2 separate regions of the Homo sapiens genome follow, and region 1 is linked to region 2. The links are chromatin loops, found by intact Hi-C in ENCODE. Cell type or tissue: sigmoid colon. All regions are shown on one strand. Links, peaks and the distances in the headings refer to the core of each region. The heading gives the core; the rest is flanking DNA.

What was found. Peaks named below come from ENCODE experiments on the same cell type or tissue, not always from the same donor. Only the 100,000 strongest peaks of a DNase experiment are listed, where the experiment ranks them.
Region 1: a loop joins it to region 2, with 6 times the contacts of the local background. A loop is called at or near these places in 46 of 110 quality-filtered maps.

Annotation. Positions count from the first base shown.
Region 1 is chr11:117,421,643-117,430,418 of GRCh38, reverse strand. DSCAML1 (DS cell adhesion molecule like 1) reads left to right here. Exons shown (of 33, transcript NM_020693.4): 33 at 1,616-2,647. The coding sequence ends at 2,091. Among named protein-coding and RNA genes, the nearest start is that of CEP164, 98 kb to the right of the region's middle. RefSeq lists enhancers at 1-332, 333-1,011. In sigmoid colon, for the core only: a CTCF peak has its summit at 4,053 (motif pointing left); a DNase peak (open chromatin) is centred at 4,018.
Region 2 is chr11:117,942,529-117,951,304 of GRCh38, reverse strand. No RefSeq gene overlaps it. Among named protein-coding and RNA genes, the nearest start is that of TMPRSS13, 18 kb to the right of the region's middle. In sigmoid colon, for the core only: CTCF peaks have their summits at 4,012 and 4,211 (motif pointing right); a DNase peak (open chromatin) is centred at 4,224; H3K27ac peaks cover 657 bases.

The DNA.
Region 1 (8,776 bases), core at 576-8,575, 520 kb after region 2:
AATGATATACATCCCCAGCGTGTTGTAAGGCCTCATTCATTCGGTAGTGAGCATCCCCTTAATCTGAAGCTGTGCCAGGATGGAAACAGATCCCTTCAGGGTCAGCTGCCCAAGGGCCTCTGGTCTCAATGCTGTTTGAATTTAATCCAGACCCAAACAAACAATCCTGGCAGCTCCACCCACCATGGTCATACCTCTCAGTAGGCAGTGACCTGGCCTGGCTGGGAACCATCTGACCCCACGGGCCTGGCCGGAGCATATGCCCTTAGAGGCTGGCAGGGCAGGGCTAGGATCAGCAGGGGGAGTCTATCAGCAGATGCTGGGGTCACAGCGTGCAAAGCCCAGACTATCAAACAATGCAGTCTGGTCTGCTTAGCACTGGCCATGCTAATTGAGGCAGGGGGCGGGGCTTTCTGGGTCATGGAAAGAAGAGCCTGGAACAATGGAAAGACTGTGGAGACTGTGACCCTGAATGACACCCCCACCCCTTTTAGCTGTGCAAATTTAGGCAAATGATTTAATCTCTCTGAACCTCAGTTTCCTCACTTGTAAAGTGCAGACAGGTATTAACCAATCCTAGGGGCTGTCGTGAGGATTCAATAAGAAAATCTAAGGAAAATGCCTGGCCCAGCTCCCCGGGGGAAGAGGCCCATTTGCAGGCAGGGTGCCCATGGAGCACGGGGGGTCAGGCGGTGGAGGTCTTAGAAGCAAGTCACATGGAGGCAGTTTAAGAAATAAGGAACTAGGTTGGGTGCGGCGGCTCATGCCTGTAATCCCAGCACTTTGGGAGGCCAAGGCAGGCGGATCACCTGAGATCAGGAGTTCCAGAGCAGCCTGGCCAACATGGCAAAACCCCATCTCTACTAAAAAAATACAGAAATTAGCTGGGCATGGTGGCACGTGCCTGTAATCCCAGCTACTCGGGAAGCGGAGGTTGCAGTGAGCCGAGATCATGCCACTGCACTCCAGCCTGGATGACAGAGCGAGACTCCGTCTCAAAAAAAAAGAAATTAGGAACTTTCCACCTGGAGAAGAGGGGACCGAGGGGGAGGAGAGGGGACATGTAGCTGACTTCAAACATCTGGAAGGCTGCCATGGGAAAGAGGGGAACGCCTTACTCTGTGAGACCTCAGAGAACAGAACCAGGCTCCATGGTGGGGAGGCGACAGGGAATGATATTCCTTTCCTCCTCAGGGTAAAGAAAAGCTTTCCACCAGCCAGAGCCATTAGGACATCCTCGTCCTTAGCAGTAGTGAGCTCTCCACTACCGGAAGCTGACCAGCCTCTAGTGACCATTGAACAACAAGCATCCATGTACTGGGCAGCTGTTATCTGCACCAGCCACTGTAGCAAAGCACTTTACCTCCCTCACCTCATTCGCTCCTCACAATAATCCTGTGGGGAAGTAAGATCATCCCCACTTCACAGATAAGGAAACGAAGGCTCAGAAGGGCCAAGTACCCGACCTTTCCGCTACTCTTTATTGCCCCCCAGTGGAGGGGCCCCTATGCCAAATCAGAGAGAAGACTGGGGGCAGGGGATGGGGTGGGGGCTGAACGAGCTGCTTCCAGAGGGCTATGACTCTCTGTAACATCCTCTGCCTCTGTGATTCCAGGTGACTACTGCAACCTGCCCCTGTATGCCAAGTCAGAGGCCTTCTTTCGAAAGGCAGATGGACGTGAGCCCTGCCCCGTGGTCCCACCCCGTGAGGCCTCCATCCGGAACCTGGCTCGAACCTACCACACCCAGGCTCGCCACCTGACCCTGGACCCTGCCAGCAAGTCCTTGGGCCTTCCCCACCCAGGGGCCCCCGCTGCCGCCTCCACAGCCACCTTACCTCAGAGGACTCTGGCCATGCCAGCCCCCCCAGCCGGCACAGCCCCCCCAGCCCCCGGCCCCACCCCTGCTGAGCCACCCACCGCCCCCAGCGCTGCCCCTCCGGCCCCCAGCACCGAGCCTCCACGAGCCGGGGGCCCACACACCAAAATGGGGGGCTCCAGGGACTCGCTTCTCGAGATGAGCACATCGGGGGTAGGGAGGTCTCAGAAGCAGGGGGCCGGGGCCTACTCCAAATCCTACACCCTGGTGTAGGGCCCGCAGGAAGAGCAGCCACGCCTGGACCGCGCCGCGCCGCAGCCCCACACGCCAGCTCGGCTGTTTTTCTGCATTATTTATATTCAACTGACAGACAAAAACCAACCAACGACAAAACAAAAACCCCCAATCATGAACGCCTGTACATAGAACTCTTTTGTACAAATGAAACTATTTTCTTCTTCTCCATGAAGCCAGGGCACAAAGAATTTGACAGTACAAGTCAAATCCCCCACCCCACAAAATATGTGTGGAGATATATATACATATATAGACAGACAGGAACGCGTCCACGAGCTATATATCTATATATTTCTCTCACCCTATTTTGAGACAGAGGCACAAAGACTCAGCAATTTTTTTCCCTCCTCCTCACCTTCCCCCCAGTCTAGGTGGTTTTGACAAAGACCAAAATCCCAACTCAGAGACACTGCATGCGATTTTACTGTTCCAAGAAAACCAGGAGTTGCTTCAATTTGCAGATGCTTATGTGTTAATACCTTTTTCTATGAAAAAAGACCCAGCGCCGTGTGCAATAAAGGTTATGTTTCTATGTGGTGGCTTTTTTCCCATCTGGCGAAGGCCAGCGGGGAGGGAGGAGAGAGCCCGACCCCAGGCCGTCTGTCTCTCATAAAGAGACTTTGTGAGAAGCCTGGGCTTTGGCTCAGTGCTCTAAGACTTTTAAAGGCTTGCAATTAGCCAAGGTGCCTCCTCTTCTGTTCTCAGAGCTGTGCTGGGCCCGCAAGGGGAACTAGGTCGGTGGCTTCGTGCAAACTCCTAAACCCCTCTGACCCACAGTGTCCTTACCTGTAAACGGAGGGAAGCTTGTAGCAGATGGAATGAGGCAACCTTGGCTCACCAAGCGCTGGGGAGCCTGGGATAGGGGAGGGGTTGCCTACTGGCTTCTTTCCTCCAAGAGAGTGCAGGGTAGCCAGGGGGCCAGGACTATACAAGACCAATAGCCCACAGTTGTGAAAGAGGTGCCTATCGGGAGCGGGGAAGAAGAGATTATCTATAGCTGGGGCACCAGGCCAAGGCCTAAAGTTCTGGGCTGACTCTTAGGACCAGATGAGGCCAGAGGGAGAAGAAGAGAAGTCGTCGGAGGTGAGAGGAGTGAGAGAAGCTCATGAAGGAGAGGGAATGGAGCTCAGCCAAAGAGAACCAGGTCAGCACATCAGGTACCTCACCTGGCTTCCAAGGAGTCAGCCAAGTGGAAGAAAAGGCGTCCACACGGAGGAGCAGGCAAGGTGCCGTGGGTGTCCAGAGGCCTGGTTTCTGATGAGAGGGTCCAGAGGGCATCACAGGAGGTGACAGGTGAGATGGACCTCCAGGGACTTGAAGGTTTGGAGAGGCAGAAGCAGGTGACTGGCCCCTGGGTGAAAAGGAAGTGCACCTAAGAAGTGCACAGGGGGCTCTTGAGCACTGCAATTGAGGCTGAGCTGTGGATCAGGAACCTGGAAGGAAGGTGAGTCTGGGACCCACCGCTCCCTAGGAGCTGAGAGGAGGAACTGGGAAGGGCTGGAGAAGGAGGGAGGAGTTTGTGCATGCAGGCAGCTGATACCTATCAGCCTGGGCCCCGGTGAGGCCGCACCTGGGATGCATGACCTTTCATAGAAGCATCTTCCGAATAGCAACTCATCCCACAAATTCTCTCTGAGCACCTAGAGTGTGTGGGATGCAGAGGAGTCCCTCGCATGAATAACTAGATTCCCGGGTCGGCACGGTGAGAGGGGAGGGGCAGAGATTCCGTACGCCTCGGTATTCCTAGGCTCATGAAGAAATGCTCATCTCAGCCCCCACACCCAGGACCCAGCCAAGAGAAGCAGCTAACGGCATCAGTTGAAAACCAAAGCTCTGCATTCCAGACACCTGGTGACAGCCCAGCTTCGTTCCATCTCTGGGAGGACGGAACGCCTCCCAAGGACGCGCACGCCATCTGCAGGTCGCCTCCAGAACTGCAGGCACAACGATCAAACCTGAGCTGTCCGCATAGAAGACCCCCAACCCCACCTCCCCTGCACACCAGATATTGGGCAAACAAACACGAATCAGAGCCACCTCCAACCAGCAAGAGGGAATGAAAAACTCCTCAGAGGCTAGAGGCGCAGAAGATAGAAGCAGCCTAAGGGCTCCGAAGGGGAACGCTGTCATGAAAATACATGACGGATCCCGATACTACGTGCCAGGTGCTGCTTGTAACCTCATTGCAGACTTGGGAGAAAGGTATCACGATTACCACGTGACAGGTGAGAAGGTTAGAGGAGCTAGAAGAGATGGGAATGAGATTTAAACTCATGAGCGTCCAATTCCTTAACTACTGAGCCATACTACCTGCTGTTCCACTGTTCAAAGATTAGAGTTTCAGTTCTTCCCCCAGGATGTTGCCAGGGGAAGAGTCCGCCAGGTCCAGGGAGCAAGCTGGACGCATGGGCAGAAAAACAGTTGAGGCAGGTGACCCAATATGCAGCACAGGATGGATCAAGGGCTCCAAAGTACTTTACCCTGGTGAGGGGCGGTGGTAGAAAAGGTGGAATTCAGCTCTGGGGAGCTGTTGGAGGTCTGGGACCTGAGGTGGACTCTGTAGGATGAGAAGGATTTGGAAAGGCAACAGAAAAGTAAGATGTGGGCCAGTCTAGCTTGTATTCCACTGGGCTAGGCCCCTTATTATAAAGCACAAAGTCTAGAAATTCAGGCATACTTGAGCAAAATCCACACGATTTTATTTGCTAATAATCTCTAACTTCAGTACGCTTTGCAGGGTTGTTTGAGACAGCATCTCACTCTGTCACCCAGGCTGGAGTGCAATGGTGTGATCACGGCTCACTGCAGCCTCGACCTTTCTGGCTCAAGTGATCTTCCTGCCTCAGCCCCTTGAGTAGCTGGGACTACAGGCACATGCCACCATGCTCGGCTAATTTTTGTACTTTTTTTTTTCCGTAGAGACAGGGTTTCACCATGTTGCCCAGGCTGGTCTCGAACTCCTGGACTCAAGCAATCCTCCCGCCTCAGCCTCCCAAAGTGCTGGGATTACAGGTGTGAGCCACTGCGCCAGGCCCTTAATATGTTTGTTAGCTAAACCACAAGCCTGCCTGTTTGATCCACACCCAGAAGCTAATTCACAAATCAGTGGCACTCCTGCTCCTCATTCATCCCCAGCTCATCCTCATTGAACTCTATGTATCTGGAACAGTCATCTTACACATTCACTTGCTCCTTTCCAAAACTCCACTTTGTCTACCATGGATAAGATGACCATCTGCCCTTGAGAGCCTTGATACTCTACATGTGGGTCACAGGCCAGTGGCACCAGCACCACCGTCACCTAGGAGCTTGTTGCAAATGCAAAAAAAATACCAGGCCTCACGCCAGAACCACTGAATCAGACTCTGCACTTCAGCAAAATCCCCAGGGGACCCATATGCACATCAACGTTTGAGAAACCCTCCTCTAGAAGACCTTCAGAGAGATTACCCCTTGTTCCCCCATTCTACCAACAACCAGAGCTAGACTAGTGGGTCTCAAACGTAGATGCACATCAGATTCACCTGAGGAGCTCGTTAAACAATACAGAAGCCCAGCTCTCACCAATCCTAACAGAATAGGAATTTGCTGGTATGCGGCCTAGGCTTTTTTTTTTTTTTTTTTTTGAGACAGGGACTTGCCCTGTAGCCCAGGCTGGAGTGCAGTGATGCTATCACGGCTCACTGCAGCCTCAATCTCCCCGACTCAGGTGATCCTCCTTCCTCAGCCTCTCGAGTAACTGGGACTATAGGCACTTGCCACCACACCTGGCTAGTTTTTGTATTTTTAGTAGAGAGGGGGTTTCATCATGTTGCCTAGGCTGGTATTGAACTCCTGAGCTTAAGCAATCGCCCACCTCGGCCTCCCAAAGTGCTGGGATTACAGGCATGAGCCACTGCACCTGACCAACATTTCTATTTTTATGGTGGTAAAAGATACATAAAATTCGCCATTTTAACCATTTTAAAATGTACAATTCAGCAGCATTAAGTATATTCACCTTGTTGTAAATCACTATCCATTTCCAGAACTTTCTCATCATTCCAGAAAGAAACTTTGTACCCATTAATCAATAACTCCCCATCTTCCTCTCTCTCAGCACCTGGCAACCACCATTCTACTTTCTGTCTGTATGAACCTGCCTATTCTGGGTACCTTGTATAAGTGGAATCATACAATATGTGTCCTTTTGGTTCTGGCTTATTTCACTTAGCATCATGTCTTCAAGCTGCATCCATGTTGCAGCATGTGTCAGAATTCCACTCCTGTTTGAGGATATTCCATTATTTACGACATGTTGCTTCTCCATTCATTTCCTCTCCTGGTGGACACGTGGGTTGCTTCTGCCTCTCAGCTATTGTGAATAATGCTGCTATGAACACAGGTGTACAAGGATCTGTTTGAGCCCCTCTTTTCAATTCTTTTGGGAATATAGCCAGGACTGGAACTGCTGAATCACATGCTCATTCTATGTCTTACTTTTTGAGGAACGAACAAACTGTTTTCCCCCAGGCATCTGTATTTTTTGTTTGTTTGTTTGTTTGTTTTTGAGACGGAGTCTCAATCTGTAGCCCAGGCTGGAGTGCAGTGGCACCATCTCGGCTCACTGCAACCTCCACCTCCCGGGTTCAAGCAATTATCCTGCCTCAGCCTCCTGAGTAGCTGGGATTACAGGCATGCGCCACCACACCCAGCTAATTTTTGTATCTTTGGTAGAGACAGGGTTTCACCATGTTGGCCAGGCTGATCTTGAACTCCTGACCTTGTGGCATCTGTATTTTTAACAAGCGAAATGATACCCAAGTATTTGTTCATTCACCAAATACCCAGAAGCACTTCCAATGATCTGGCACTGAGCTGGGCACTGGAGATGCAAAGGCCCTGTGGGTCTCTTCCTGCGCTCAAAGGCTCACTCCCCGGAGTGTGCGCAAACTGGCGGAGGCGGAAGGAGGGAAGCCTGGGTCAGGGAACAGCAGGGAGGGTTTGCTGTCTGCCAAAGCCTCATGATCCTCCACAGTGCACAGTTGTTGCGGGGAAGTCGCTACGCATCCCGTGACTACAGTTCCAGGCCCCCGATTCTCAGAGAAGGCGATGAGACTGAGCTTTGACCAGCGGAATGTGGCATAAGTGATACACGCTACTTTCAGGTCCAGCTCATAAAAACTTCCCTGGCCACCCTCTGCTCTCTCCAACTGTAAGTCAATGCCCAAGGTGAACTTGGAAGCCACTTATTGAAGATGGCAGATCCTCTATCACCCTGGCTTATACATCGATGTAGCGCAGAGGCCCCTCTATCCCCTTCAATGCCAGCTGGACTTTATGTGAGCAAGAAATAAACTTGCAGTAAGCACCGATACTTTGGAGTTTATTTTACAACAATTAGCATCATCTTAATTTATGCAGGAGATGAAGGGGAACTTGGCTCCCCATAGAAATTCTCCCTTGATAGATCAGGCCCAGGGCATCCTCCCCCGCACCGCCTGCCATACCATGTCACCCACCATACCATGTCACCTCCTCTTACCCTACATATTGGATTCCTATACAGGTAAAGGGTGGGAAAGGCAAAGGGAGACGCTGGTGAGCTTAGAGAGGAGGAGGGCATCTGTGTGTCTGTAGGAGAAGGGTGGGAGAACCAGGCTGAGCATGAACCCTGAGTCAGGGCTCTGTCCTTCCTCCCAGAATCCATGTCCTCTTCTGGGCAATGACAACAATACTCTAGGCCGAAGGAGGAATAGATGCCAGCTGGATTACCCTGGAGGTGATCCATACTTGGTTTTAGTGTCTCTAAGAATCGCACAATCTCAGGACTCAAAGAGACCTTCAACGCCACCTGGTCCACGCTTCCACCCAAATTGGGAATTCCATCTGCAATCAGCAAGAGTGGTCTGGCCTTCCCGTGCACACCTCCTGATGGAGAACTCATCACTTCCCCAGCCAGCACATCTCACCTGTGACAGCTCTAACAGCAAAACCTCCCTCACACTAAGCTTGGGTGGCCCCTCCAACTTCTACTCACAAGGCTCGGTACTGCCACTCCTGGGGGGCACCACAAAACAAGTCTCATCCCTTCCCAACTCAGAAGCCCTCCACAGATGGTATTTGAACATCGTCCTCAGCAGACAGGCTCCCCAAGGGCAGAGAAGGGTTCCACTGTCTCTTCCAGAGAAGGGACAGTGCCTGACTTAATAGGAGCACAACATATGTTAGACATAGATGAACAAAGGGTAAACAGTGGGAGAAACGGGCAAGGAGTAGACCAGTGAAGGCCGAGATCTCCTGAAACATTGGTTCTCTCCGCATAGTGTCCCCAAGTTACAAGAAAACAACACAACAGAATACCATCATGCCTGCTGCCGTTTGCTGAGAGTCTACTTGAGTCAAGCACCCTGATAACCACTTAGCACGGATACTCTCCTAGTTTTACCACTACCCTGTAAAAAAGAGTAACTCCTATAAGCACAAAACCCAAGTGGTGGTGTCTCAGGGCCGTAGTGCCAGTCAAAGAACCTCAATCCACTCAGCCACCAAAACGAAAGTTTTAAATAACTCAAGTTATCTGCTTTTGTTTTTGTGATCCTGAAGGGGTCCGAAGAGCAGATGTAAGTGACACCCGCTGACACCCTACGGAGCCTGTGCCTCCCACATCCCCCCACACACT
Region 2 (8,776 bases), core at 509-8,508:
AGGCAGAGCTTGAAGGTAGAGTGCATTTGGTGCTAGAATCCTTCTAGCAGGGTCTGGCCTGGTCAATCCTGGGATGAGGAAGGTCCTCTGGAAGGCTGAAGAGCCTACGAAGTTCGCACACCTCTCTTGTGAGGGTTTGTTGCACACTGGATGAGCAGCTGGCTTCCTGAGGGTTTGCTTCAGTGGCTGAGTCTGTCTGTAGCCTGAAGTGAGCTTCTCTCTGGGGACAGAATTTATTGCTCTGCTGACAAGAGCATTCTGGACTCTGTGGCCACCAGGTTTCTTGTGGCAAATGCATGCACGTCACTTTGGAGAATTCACTGGCCTTTGTCCTGGGCTCTCTCCCTTTGGCTTTGTCTCTGCAAATCTCAGACTATCTCCAGGTCTGGATCTTTCTAGAAAGGTTGCTTCTGTTTACCTGTTCCCCAGGTGCCACCACAGTAGCTCTGGACAGGTGGAGTCAAAAGTGGTGCTGAGCTGCAGGTGACCACCCAGGGTTTACTGCCCAGTTCCCTGGATGGATTCCAGTGGGTATTTGTGTGTATGTGTTGGTGGGGGCAGTGGAAGGGTTAATAATAGGAAGAATTCTTGCTTGTTTTGGGTTGGAGGAGGATAACTGTGTTTTTCTAAAAAGTTAAAAATCACTTTCTTATGCTTTTTGGTTTGATGTGAATCATTTCTTCAGGACCTTTTCATCTCAGAGAATTCACAAACTCAAGGTTCTGGGCTTGACAAGTGAGAAACAAACCCCAGGTTGAGGTTAAACTATCAAGATAACATCACTCCAGCCAGCCAGCTGCTTTCCTTGACGACACCCTCTACCGGAGGGTTTCTCAGCCTCAACATTTGTGACATTTTTGTCTGGGTAATTCTCGTGGAGGGCTGTCTTGTGCATTTTGGGGTTGTTAGCAGTGTCCTGGCCTCGATCCAATTGATGCCAGCGGCATTCCTCACCACTAGTTGTGACAACCAAAAATGTCTAGAGATTGCCAATGTGCCTTGATTGAGAACTGCTGCCCTATGTATTCAAAGGTTCTTTCCAATTTCAACCCAGAGCAACTGCTATGGAAGTTCAAAAGAGAGAAAGTGCTTTTATCTGAATGTTGGGGGCAGGGGGGCAAAAGAAGCATTCTTTCTTTTTTTTTTTTTTTTTGAGACGGAGTCTCACTCTGTCACCCAGGCTGGAGTGCAGTGGTGCAATCTTGGCTCACTGAAACCTCCGCCTTCCAGGTTTAAGCAATTCTCTGCCTCAGCCTTCCGAATAGCTGGGATTACAAGTGCACGCCACCACGCCCGGCTGATTTTTGTATTTTTAGTAGAGACGGGGTTTCACCATCTTGGCCAGCCTGGTCTTAAACTCCTGACCTCGTGATCCACCCATCTCAGCCTCCCAAAGTGCTGGGATTACAGGCGTGAGCCACCGCACCTGGCCAAAAAGCATTCATTTTAAAATTCATTTATATATTTCATACGTAGGGTGTGCGTGGTTCAGGGCACAGGGATGGAGTCAGACCTGAATTTAAATCCTGCTTCTCCCACTTATTAGTTATGCCATCTTCAACAAGTTACTTAACATCTCCTGGCCTTAGTTTCCTCATCTATAAAGTGGGAATAACAGCGGTACCTGGATGCAAAGATGAAAAGAGAGATTGAAAGGAAAGAGCTTGTAAGTGCTCAATACACATTGGGGATTATATCCTAAAAATCAGCCAAGGCCTCCCTGCTCCTCAAGATTTAGATAAGACAAGCTTGAATCTCAAGCCCCAGGCCTGATGTGGTCTGGAGCCCTGCTTGAGAGGAATTTCCAGGGGGATGTGTGGGCCACCCTGCCTTTACCTCTGGGCTTCTGTTTTCAAACGTGTGTTTTCTGTTCTGCTCCATGGGTAGCAATCTCAGTTCTTCCCTTGATTTCCACCAAAACCAAGACAGAAACCAAATTAAGAAGTAAAAATCCCCTTGCATAAAACATCCATGACTATGATCGATTTTGTGAAAATGAAGGGCTCAGAGGAGAGACCACATTGTGCCCTGATTGGACACACGATTGAATGCACACATTGATCTTCCTGGCTTGAGAATCACATCGGGCGCCTTGCCATGGGAGTCTCTTATTGAGGCATCATCCTAAGTGCCGTTTCTTCTTTATCTCTGTCTTCCTTCCTCACTGTTCAATCTTCTCCTCCATCTCTCTCTGTCTCCTTCTCACCATTCAGGTGTCATCTTACATCACCTTCTTAGATAGATCCCTGACCTCATTTTTAGAGGTGCCTCCCTTCTTTCCCATTAGCCACTTCCTTTTTATTTTTATTTTTTATTTTTTGAGACAAAAATAATTTTTTTGGTGGGGGGACAGAGCAAGACTGTCCCCCAGGCTGGAGTGCAGTGGCATGACCTCTGCTCACTGCAACCTCCACCTCCCAGGTTCAAGCAATTCTCCTGCCTCAGCCTCCCCAGTAGATGGGACTACAGGCATGCACCACCACGCCCAGCTAATATTTTTGTGTTTTTGGTAGAGAAGGGGTTTTGCCATGTTGGCCAGGCTGCTCTCGAACTCCTGACCTCAGGTGATCCGCCCACCTCAGCCTCCCAAACTGCTGGGATTACAGGCGTGAGCCACTGCGCCCGGCCCTAACATCCTTCTTCTATTCCAGCATCTGATCCAGGGTGTCATAATTAGTTGCCATGTCTCCATAGGCTCCTCTTGGCTGTGACAGTCTCTGGGTAGAGGTGAGCCACCGCGTCCGGCCAAAAATATTTTTAATTAATTAATTAATTTTTTTTGGCGGGGCGGGGGGTGTCTCTCTCTGTTGCCTAGGCTGGAGTGCAGTGGTGTGATCTCCGCTCACTGCAGCCTCAATCTCCTGGGCTCAAGTGATCCTCCCCCCTCAGCCTTCCAAGTACCTGAGACTACAGGCATACTCCACCACGCCTGGCTAGTTTTTGTATTTTTTGTAAAGACAGGGTTTTACCATCCTGAGCTCAAGGGATCCACCCGCCTCGACCTCCCAAAGTGCTGGGATTACAGGAAGCCACCACACCCAGCCCCACCAGCCACTTCCTATCATTTCATATCATTTTCTTTTCTTTCTTTCTTTCTTTCTTTTTTTTTTTTTTTTGAGGTGGAGTTTTGTTCTTGTTGCCTAGGCTGGAGTGATGCCACAATCTCGGCTCACTGCAACCTCCACCTCCCGGGTTCAAGCAATTCTCCTGCCTCAACCTCCCGAGTAGCTAGGATTACAGGCATGTGCTACCACACCTGGCTAATTTTTGTATTTTTTGTAGAGACAGGGTTTCTCCATGTTGGTCGGGCTGGTCTCGAACTCCTGGCCTCAGGTGATCCGCCTGCCCCGGCCTCCCAAAGTGCTGGTGTTACAGGCTTGAGCCACCGCACCCGGCCGTCATTTTATTTTCTTTATGACACTTAATACTACAGAAATCATCAGTTTACTTACTTGTTCAGTTGTCTGTTGCCTGTCTCCCATTCCTTACTAGAATGTAAGCTTCTTGAGAGCAGGGCTCTTGTCTATGTGCACAGCACAGCACTCTTGTATCCAGAACCCCAGCTGCCTTGGAGCCAGTCTTCCTACTATAAGGTTAGGTCTGCAAATGGCGTCATGTTGACCTGATCCCTGTACCTTCATATATCCTGCACAGGATTGAACAGGGATGTCTAACGCTCAGCTTTAAATGATTTGCCAACATTGCCACCCCCTACCTGCCCCTTCACCCCCCGACCACTTGATCCCTGCCTTCTGACTCTAGATGTTCAGTAAAGTGTGCTCTTCACTCTGGCGTGTGGAGGCTGGGGTGTTGTCTAATGGGGTACATGGTGTACAGAAGGAGCGGCATGAATAGGATGCAGATATAGAGGTAAAACTGGGAAACTTTAAGACCCCTCCGGAATCCTTAAGGTTTGGAGAGTGCCCCTAGCTCTGCCCATACATGGGCTGGATCGCTCTGAGAGCAGGATGCCCTAAGGACATCTAAGAAGCTGACATATGGTGACATCTTTCCTCAAGAGGATGCTCAGGGCCAAAGCCACACAGTGGGAATATAGTCATGGGGGACGAGGACTTGCAGGAGGGTTGACTTAGCTGTCATGGGGCCCTGGTTTGCGGTTGTTCTAGCCTGGGGGATTCAGGCTGGCCAGCATGGTGGAGTGGGTGGAGTGAGTGGAGTGAGCAGGAGAGCCTTTCCTAGGTCTGCCACTAGGTGGCGCCCTAAGCCAAGTCCTGGAAGGCTAAGCAAGCCAAAGGGAGCTTGTTCTCCAAGCCACTTCCCAGGAAATGACTCAGGGGGGATGACTTCATCAGTGGGATGTTCTTCACTGGGATCAGTGGGGTGAGACCCAGGAGCACTGCATCACCCCATTAAAGCTGAGCTGTTCTCAGGGTGATGAGTGCCATTGGGGGTGGTCTTTTGACTCATTCATTCTTTCTCTCATTCTACATTCATCAGCATTCTAATGAGGTACTGCAAGGTACAAGGCATTGCACCTGTTCTAGAGCGACAAGGCAAGCATTTCCTCAAAGAGACTCCTGTCCTGCTCCCTCTTGAGTTTGGGCAGTGTAGTGGGAGGATGGGAGTGAGGTCCAAAAACTGGTGTCTGAGCATGGAAAATGGGGGTGTGGATGATGCAATGGGGAACACCCTGGCTCAGCCCAAACCCACAGCTCTATCTCAAACTCACTCCCAGAGTGCTGGGATTACAGGTGTGAGCCACTGCACTCGGCATAAGCTTTTTTAAGCGCATATCTTATCTCCCCCACTAGCTGAATGGTAAAACAGGCCAGGTCATATCACATTCACCACTATCTCACCAGCTCCCACCCAGCCGTGCTTCCCCAGGATTTAGCACAGTACCTTGGACATTAGGATGTTCAGTGAAGATCTGATCATGATGATGATGATGATGATGATGATGATGATGATGATGATGAATCCGTGGGCCATCTGCAAGGAGGTAGTAGGAATGTGACAGAGGCCCTGCCTGGCAAGGGCTGAATATCACAGATATTACTAAAGATGTCAAAGGTCACTGAGGCAGGGAGGTGCATGACACTGAACATGAGAGTAGCCAGCAGCTTTTTGGAAGCAGCCATGTCTCAGGCAGCTGGCACAGAGAGGCCTCCCAGCAAAGCCATCACCACCCTCATTTTTATTCTTGTGCCTCTATATTGCAGATGAACATGGATTACATTTATTGTAACACTATGGGTCCCACTAGACAAAGACTTCACACTCATCTCCTACTGGTTTGAAATCTCCTGGTGATAGAAGGATACAAGACAATATTATTCCCTGAGCACAAGAATAGGTAATGATCTTCATTGCTTATTCCCTCATGTATTCATTCATTTACTGAGTGTCTACTACACGTCCTCCACTGTGATAGGTAGATACTTAGATGCCATAATGAGCAGAAACAGATATGGCCTGTCTTCACTGAGTTTAAAATCTTGACAGACATCAACCAAATTATCATACAAATATAAAATGATGGCTGTGATTAGTGCTACAGATAGGCACATGGCGCAGGAAAGCATGTCACAGGAGGATTTAGCCAGGAAACAAGCCCCTCCTTCACCAATATGGAAGGAAACCAGGAAACCAGTATAGAAACAGATATCCAAGCAGATGTCCAAGCAGAGCTGAGACCCCCTGCTTCCACGCTGACTTCTGTCCCCCTAGAGGTTAATTGACTGCTTTGCATTTGGATTTGGGAGCTGTCATGACCTGAGGGGCAGCTAGAAACACAAGCTCTATCACATTATGGATTTGATCAAATAGCAAGATACCCAATGGCCCAATGGACTGTCCAGGATTCACTAATCACCTATTCTATCATTTCAAGTGGAAAGAAATTCGCCCTAATTTCAGGGAGATGAGAAAATAGGGAGTTAGAGTTTTAGGATGGCCAGCGCATCCAGGTTTGCCCGGGGCTTTCCCAGTTTTAGCACTAAAAGTCCCACATTCTGGGACTGTTCTGGTTTTAGAACTGAAAGTTCTGCATCCTGGAAACTCCCTCAGTTCTGGGCAAACCAGGACATCAGTCATCTTAACGCTAATCTCTGCCCAACACTGCTTCTCAGTTTCCTCTTCTGTAAGATGAAGAAGTTTGATTAGAACAAGCGTTCTTGGTCCTGGCTGCTAATTAGAATAGGCAAGGAGTCTCTTTTAACAATACCAATACTCAGGCTTTCCTGCCAGAGATTTGGTTGGTATGAGACCCAGGTGTCAGTGATTTGTAAAACTTCCCATTGATGGTTTTGATATGAGGCCAGGAATGAAAACCATTGCTCTAGCTAATCTAAAGTTTTTTTGTGGCACTCTGATTCTCATCTAGGGTGAGTTAGTTATATGTGCATCCATTAATTCATTTTTCCCCAAGCTCCCAGGGCTGGCTGGAGTTGCCATTGTTGTTCCTATTGATGACATAATATACTTCTTTCTCTCCTTCATTCTCTCCTTTGCTGCTGTCTCCTCCCTACCTCTTATTGGCCTGAGCTTCTAAGGCTGCTTGTCTCCGACCGTGATCACGAGGTCAGGATCACTTGGTGATGTCATTTCCTCTGTCTCACCTCTGTCCTGGCTTTCCCCTTCCCCAGTCTCTCTGACCTCCACTAGAGAAGCTAAAAGAGATCTCTGGGGAAAGAGCCAGGTGCTGTCCCAGAGAGTCCCTTCCTCGTCCTTCTTTCCGTGAAGGCCATATCCAGTGTATGCCTTTCCTAGGTGGGTTGTATTTGGGGGTCAGAGGCTGACCCTCCTTCACACACTGTTAGGGACTGGCACAGTCCATGCGAGGACCCAAGTCTGCCTAATATTCTGGGATCCAGCCTTGAAATCTCCACAGTGCTGATGGCAAAGGGGCTTGGTATGTGGAAGAAAGTTCCAAGAACTACAGTGCTCCAAGACCTCCACCAAAAACAGACCTCTTCCTTTACATGAGATAGAAATGGCATTTTCATCCTCTCAGTTATCTAGTAAAACCTTTTGGAGTCATCTTAACATCATTTCCCTCATGTGATCTTGCAGCAAGTCAGGTCTACTTCTAAAACAGATCCATGGCTACCAGCCTGGCCAAAGTCCCCATCATCTCTCACCTAGATAATAACAGGGACCTCTAAACTGCTCTCCCTGCCTTTCTCTGGTTTACCTCTGAGATATCTTTTAAAAATGTAAATCAGGTAGTGCCATCAATGTAATTCACCATATCAATATACTAAAAAAAATGATCATCTCAATAGGTGCAGAGAAAGCATTTGACATATTTTAACTTCTATTTATGGTTTAAAACTCTTGGGAAACTATGAACTTCCTCAACTTGATAAGGGACATTGATATCTATAGCTAACATATCTCTTAATGGTGAAAGACTAACGATTTCTCCCAAAAATCAAGAGCAAGGCAAAGATGCCTGTTTTCATCATTTTATTCAACATTGTACTAAAACCCTAGCAAGAAATAATTACATTTCAACTCAATATTGTACTAGAACAGCAAAGTACTAAAAACAAATAAAAGGTATATATATTGGAAAGAAACAGATAAAACTGCTTTCACAAACAACATCTGCATTAAAAAAAAAACTCAAGGAATTGAACAAAATATCTCATAAGTAATTTTAGCAAGGCCGAAGTGTCCAAAGTCAATACGCAAAAATCAATTGCATTTCTAGCAATGAACAATTGGAAATAGATATTTTTAAAAATACTATATATAGTCACATTGACAAACATGACATCTTTAGGGATAAATTTAACAGAATGTATGTAAGAGCTATACACTGCAAACTACAAAATGTTTCTGAGAGAAATTAAAGAACACCTAAAAAAAATAGAGAGATATACTATGTTCATGGATCATAAGACTCAATATTGTTTATTTCTCCCCATATTGATCTACAGAGTTTTGCAATCCTAATCAAAATTCTATTTGGCCTTTTTTTGTAGACATTAACAAGCTTCATTCCAGGTTGGTGGCTCATTCCTGTAATCCTTAGCACTTACTAAAATGTGGATTCCTTATTAGAATCCTCATGTATTATTCACCAGAATTTGTTCCTAACTTTTCACAAGATTTGTTTGGAACCCCCAGCACCTAGCCCAGACCTTGCATATAGGAGGCTCTCAAAATTATTTGTGGAAAATTTCCCCAGAAGGTTAACAGAGTTACCATATGACCCAGCAATTCCACTCCTATGGATATCCCCAAAAGAACTGAAAATATAAGCTCATGCAAAAACTTGCACATCAGTTGATAGCACCATTATTCATGATAGCCCAAAAGGGGAAACAATTCAAACGGCTATCACCTGATGAATAGATAAATAAAATGTGGCATATCCACACAATGGAGTGTTATCCACAGTTATTCACAATACAAAGAAATGAAGTACTGATACAAGCGTCAAGTCCAAGGGAAAAATTCTGCTTCACCCTCTGAAGTTTTGTTGAAAATCACTCACATAAGGCAGATTAATAGGAGAAAAGGTACATAAATTTATTTGACCATAGTTTTAGGTGACACAGGAGCTTTCAGAATGAAGACCCAAAGATACAGGGGAAGTTGTCCATTTTTATGCTTAGGTTCAACAAAGTATAGACAGCTGTGTGGAGAAATACGATTGGACAAAAAGGGTCTGATCTAATGCTAACAGAGTGAGTATGGAAATCCAGCAAGGCTGTCCATCTAGATTTTTGTTGACCCCTTTGAGCATGTGTTCCTTCCTTCTGGGTATGAGGGTCTAATGAACTACAGTCAGGTAAGGTAGGTC